Regions from separate parts of the Mus musculus genome. Here region 2 is linked to region 1. A link is a loop called in an ENCODE intact Hi-C map of the cell type or tissue named here. Cell type or tissue: heart. All regions are shown on one strand. Links, peaks and the distances in the headings refer to the core of each region. The heading gives the core; the rest is flanking DNA. Region 1 holds the start of Abhd10 (abhydrolase domain containing 10). Region 2 overlaps Phldb2 (pleckstrin homology like domain, family B, member 2).

Region 1 (2,915 bases), core at 142-2,641:
CTTTGGATTCCATGGGATTTGTGAGGCATCTCGTTTTAGCATATCCAGGTGGGCACCTGGCTACCTCACTCATTAATGAACTCTCCTAATGAGGTTTCAACGCTGTCCACAGTCGCTGGGAGTTCTTGTAACTAAAAGGAGTTCATACAGCTATGATGTGTTCCCTATTGTTTTCTATTATTTCCAGACAAAGAGGACTTTAATTAGTTACCTTAGGAACAAAGCATAGAGAAGTGACACTAAATCAAACTGATTTAAAACAAACAAACAAACCAAAGACTTGCTAGTGCTAGAAGCAAGCTGACCCAGTCTATCATCTTCGGTCACAGGCTTCCTGTGTGAGAGACACAGCAGCTCTAGAGGGAAAGGTTTGTTCTGTCTTTCTCTATCAAGCTCCTCCGGCAGAGTCTACCATTTCATGTTCTCAAAACTCCAAAGACGCGTCTGTCTCACGGTGCCTGCCCTTTGCTCTTGTCTTTGGCACCAACAACTGTTCCCGCGAATCTCTAAAAGGACAGTACCCAAGTTTCCTTCTGTTGTTGTAATAAATGGCATGACCAAAGGCAACTGTACGGGGGAAAGAGTTTATTTGGCTTACTGGTAAATATTCATCACTGAGGAGAGACAAGGCAGAAATTCACCACAGAAGCTTGAAGCAGAGACCACCAAGGAATATTGCTCACTAACTTGTTTCCAGGCTCACAGCCACTGACATTTTATACAATCCAGGCCCGCAGAGGGCTAGGACCACCTACATCAATCAGCAATCAAGAAAATGCCCCCCACAGACGTGCCTCCAGGCCAATCTTATGGGTGTAGACAATTGTCCAATTAAAAATCCTTCCTTCCTAGGTCCTCAATCTGACAAAACAAACTGAGACAAATAAAGTGGTTTTACATAAAAACATATATTTTTTTCACAAAGTACAGAAATTTCAAGCAGAATAGACAAGATAAAGTCCTATACTTAGTGAGACTTGAGGCTGCCAAAATTATTTTGAAAGATGTCAGAATCCAGAGACCCTAGTATCACAATTAATTGAATTATTTTCTATTGCCATTGATTCACCCCCTTCCCTGCCATTCCCCCACCCCCTTGTTAAAAAACAACAACAACAACAACAACAACAACAACAACAAAACGGTGCTATTGAAGGTAACACAGAGCCTTATGAACTCCTGTTTGAAGGGACTCTAGCCACCTTGAGCATGGCAAACATGTCTCTGGAAGGCCTGGTCCTTCTCTCTCATTTCCTCTGCCTTGCTAGAAACTGTAGCCCCCAAGGTCTATTCCCTTATTTGGTCACTTCCTGCTAAACCTAGTCCAGAAATCAAAGTATTTAAGTCCAGCAATCAAAAGCCCCCTTGTGGCTGTCCTAACTAACCTGTCCAATTAAACACCTCATCCGTACATGGGGTTCACCCTTTAACCTTTATAAACAGCCATATTCCTATGAGCCATGTCTGTCTCCTGTCGATTCAGAGGCAGTCCTATGTGCCCCCTCCCCCAACAAAAAAACCCTTCCTCCTCTCTTCTTTCCTCCTTCTTCTCCCTCCTCCCCATTTCTAGTCTTTGTCTTTTGCTCTCTGCCCTTTGTGTCTCTGGGGCAAATCTCCTTTTTGTGCTGGGAATTTGGTCTTGGGATGTCTTGCGCCAATATTTAGAATAGTCATAAAGGGCATGATAGTTCAAAGCGTACTGAAAATTGTGTGTATTATAATAACATGGCCAGATTGCCTGACAAAAGACTTTAGATAGTTACCCATCAAGCAACCATATGTGAATGAGTGTTTTCAGTAATTTTGCCTGTGGCTGCTCCTTTGAATTTTCAGCAATCTGGTGAGTGGGAAAATGTTTGGGAGAGATCAAAGAATGTTGATGCGACTCCAATGATGTGACTTTAAGATTAAGGTCGCCTCTTGGAAACCTTTCCCCCATAGCTGAAATGGAGTCATAGGGAATGAATGGGTAAGGCAAGAAGCCTAGCAATTTTTGTCCCAGGTCTTTGGTTTCTCTGGATGATAACACGGTTTCCCATCTATGCACGCTCAATTTGACCCTGGCTCCTCTCCGACATTTCCGCAGCTTACTGCGAAAAATACCGGCCAAGGCCGCCCAATGTCACAAGCCAAATGCCCTTTGGGGGAGACAGAACAACCCAGTAGAGACAGCAGTACCCCAGACAGCACCTTTGCGCATGCGTCTCCGCGCCCGGGGGCGGGGGGGGGAGGAGGTGAACAAATCCCACGTGATGCTTGTAAGCAACCCCCACCCCCACCCCACCCCGCTCCCCGCGGACTGCGCGTGCGTGACCTCGGGACCGCGCGACCTGCGCGCGTCTGTAGCGGGCGCAGGGGCAGCTGGGAAGATGGCGGCCTGGGCCCCTTGTCGGAGGTGGGGCTGGGCGGCTGTGTCCTTCGGCCGGCACCCGGGCCTGAGCGCGTCACTAGCTCGGAAGCCCCCACGGGCATGGTGGCTCTCAGGTTAGTGTACGGAAGGTGGGGCACTGGGGCTCTTTGGAAGGCCCGGCGACCGTCCAGTGCCCGTCTGGAGCCGGCTTGGCGCGCCATTTAAAACTGCTCTGGCTGTCTCGGCACTGAACGCTGCTGGGCAAGGCTAGGGGAGTCTGCTTTTCTGCTGAGGCCCTGCGGCGTTCTTGGAAGTCCTTGTTAGCGGTTACACTGCGATTTAAGGAGTTCCTACGTCCTCTGAATCAAACGTCAAGAGCAGAAAGAAAAAAAATAAGATGTGCATTTAATGTGTTTGGTTATTAGCTGCTCCTAGAGCTTTTCATATGGATATATGTCAAGTGGTTAGCCTTGCCTGTCATGGACTTGAGGAAACAAAGTATGTATGTATATACATGTAAATGCTGTCTTTAGACCTAATATCTGATTGTTCTTGTTTAAAGAAT
Region 2 (2,915 bases), core at 194-2,693, 56 kb before region 1:
AATTGTTGAGAATCCATTAAACCTGCTCCTCTGTGGGCAGTGGTTCCTGAAGGTGAGATGCGTCTGACCTTTCTTCTATGTCCTTAGTTGGATATGGAATGCGCTCTTTTGGATGGAGAACAGAAATCCGAGACGGCTGAGCTCATGAAGGAAAAGGAGATTCTAGATCATCTAAACCGGAAAATCACGGAACTAGAAAAGAACATCGTAGGCGAGAAGACTAAGGTAAACAGACCATGATAGAATGTGTTTTTTAAGGGGATATTCGGGGGGGTTCCCAACTATTGGAATTTAAGTGTTAAATGAAATTGCATTAATTTGGGCTGATTGTATCATGTTCCTGATTAATGTGGCTCTAGAAAAAAAAAAGTCCTAAGGTCCTCTGTTGTCCCAAACAAACGTAAAGACATGCCAGGAACCAGGCAGTAGATGCTGAGAAATCCAGGTATCTCATAACAGTCTGGTCCTGCTTGATAACTGAGTTCTTTTTTATTCCCCCATTGGTATTTCTCCTTTTATGATTCTACTGTGTGTTTTTTTAAATTTTAGTATTTTTATGATTTTTCCTGTACTGAGCATGTTTGTCACTGGTTGGTACATTGCAGGTTGCCTTGGGCATAGTCAAACAGTGGTACCTCGTTTCTGTTGACTTTTCTGTTCATTAATATGATGAACAGTTCCCACTCATCTCCCCCTTTTGGCCTTGCCATTGTCCCCAGTGCACGTGCCCTGCTCTGTGAATAAAGGTGGTGGTGTTTCCAGAAGAGGTCCCCACACACTGCCAAGAGATCTACAGGCCACAGGTGACACTTGTTTATGCTTTCCAGGTTACAAGTTGAATGTGAGCTGACAGCCACAAGGGAAAACACAGAACGTTGCTTCCAGTACTTAGAGTTAAAAGTGTCATTTTGTTAGTGAGGAATTCTCCCCTCTTGGCAGTAGTATATGTTCCTTTTCCATTATGATTTAGCAGCAGCTGAACTAAGCCTAAAATTAAAAATAAAATTCCAAACCGGGTTAGCAAGAAGCAAACAAGATTTAACACATTCTTTTCCTGACAGCCTTGTCCTCTATTAGGCAGAGACAAAGAAAAAATGTTTTGATTTGAGTATGTTCTACTGCTCTTGTGTGGAAGGAATTTCAACTGCATGTGAGTTCCTTGAAAGCCTCCTATTTGTTGAGTCCCATAAAGAAGAACAATGGATCTCACTGCCAAAGGCTGAGCCCAGAATTACGTGGTCAGAAATCCAAGCTGGTGTTCATATTCCAGTTCATTTTCTGATTTTCTGAATGTCAAAATTAAACTGTCCAGCCTCCTCATTATTGACCTTATCTATGCACCTTTAAGACCAGCCCTTGGAATTCCAAAGAACCTATTTGGGTAGTGGGCATGTTTCGCTGTAGCTCACAATAAAATCAAAGGGTTAACTGTATTCGCCTAGTGTAGGGGGCTTGGGAACAGGACCAATGCTCAGCAGGTTAAGAACCCTGCTGTGCAAGCCTAGCAGCCTAGAAACCAAGTGAAGAGTCAGATGTGGAGGCCTGTGTAATCCCAGCTTTCCTCTAGCAAGATGGGAGGTAGAGACAGGAAGATCTCCCCAAGAAACTCTTAGGGCAACTAGCCTGCATTACACGACACAGTAGCAAAACAAGAGAGATCCTACCTCAAACAAAGTGAAACAAAAAGGCTAACACCTGATGTCCTTTGACCCCCACATGTGTGCCATAGCATGTAGATGCCTCCCCCAACCCCATATACACTGAAATACAGAAGTCTTGGTTAATGACTAATCTTTTTCAGACTCTTTGTATTGAGGTAACCAGAAACTTTTGTTAGTGATATCAGATATCATTGTTTGTTTGGTTTTTTTGTTTGTTTGGTTTTTTTTTTTGTTTTGTTTTGTTTTGTTTTGGATTTTGGTTTTTTTTTTTTTTTTTTTTTTTGGATACTTAGTATTTTACTCTTTAAAAATACTAATTAAATTAAATTATACTGTAGTTCTCATACTGCAGTTTGTGCCATGGGACCTAAAAATGGGGCATCATGTTCCCTGTGAACATTGGGCTGCCCCTGTCCATGTAACTGTCTTCTCATAGACACATCTAGTGTCCTTCTCAGTTATTAGCATCAGTTTCACAAAAGTAAAACAAAATGAGCTAATGCTAGCCCTGACTTCCCAGAGAAAACTGCAGCGTGTTTGAGACCTAAGGTGGAAATCCTGAAGCCTTGTCAGAAAGGAGCCCGGAAGCCACCTTCATCCCTCCTGACAGGCTATTGAAGAAGCAGAGTGTAGGGTGTGGGCCAGATCCACAGCTGTTAGGGGATTAGTGGGCCGTAGCAGGTGGAGTTATTGTCTCTCATCACATGGTGTGGAAAATGTCAGAAACTGGCTTTGGGTAAGGGGTTCCAAGAGCAGGGGGGTTGGAAACAAAGACTATGCCAGATGGTGTCACTACACTACATATTCTAGACAACCAAACTGAGAGAGTAACAACTTACCACAGTTTGGCAGAATTATCCTACTTCATAAATAAACTTCTTCGAACATTTTCTGACACAGGAATTTCTGGCGTCTGTGTTCATATTTCTGGCTCTCCCTGACCCCTCAGTCAGTCTTCTTTACCTAAGGAAAAGTTCTTTCCTCCCATCAAAGGCCACCATTTGGACACCCTTCAAGTGCGGTTCCATACCACCTTCTCAAGTCTTGAGTGTTTCTGCATAAACCTTGCCAGTTTACTGCATTTCTACTATAAACATGCTACCTTTATTATCTCAGACTATCAACAGTTAAAATAAACAGATTCCTTCTGTCTACATCCTAAGTTTCTCAAACAGTTTTGCCAGCAGACACTGTGTCTCCATTTGCTGATTCAGTGTCCTTCCCATTCCAGTTGGCTTAGTCTCCACCACTTCA

What was found. Peaks named below come from ENCODE experiments on the same cell type or tissue, not always from the same donor. Only the 100,000 strongest peaks of a DNase experiment are listed, where the experiment ranks them.
Region 2: it touches region 1 in a loop (2.0-fold over the local background); 4 of 42 quality-filtered maps call a loop at or near these places.

The regions. Positions count from the first base shown.
Region 1 is chr16:45,742,346-45,745,260 of GRCm38, reverse strand. Abhd10 (abhydrolase domain containing 10) reads left to right here and starts at 2,306. Exons shown (of 5, transcript NM_172511.4): 1 at 2,306-2,484. The coding sequence starts at 2,370. In heart, for the core only: a CTCF peak has its summit at 1,374 (motif pointing left); a DNase peak (open chromatin) is centred at 2,260; H3K4me3 peaks cover 1,036 bases; H3K27ac peaks cover 1,359 bases.
Region 2 is chr16:45,798,802-45,801,716 of GRCm38, reverse strand. It overlaps Phldb2 (pleckstrin homology like domain, family B, member 2), which reads left to right. Exons shown (of 18, transcript NM_153412.4): 5 at 88-225. All of the region lies in intron 1 of Gm52249 (a long non-coding RNA gene), which reads right to left. Among named protein-coding and RNA genes, the nearest start is that of Gm52249, 4.7 kb to the right of the region's middle. In heart, for the core only: a CTCF peak has its summit at 1,131; no DNase peak of the experiment used is centred there.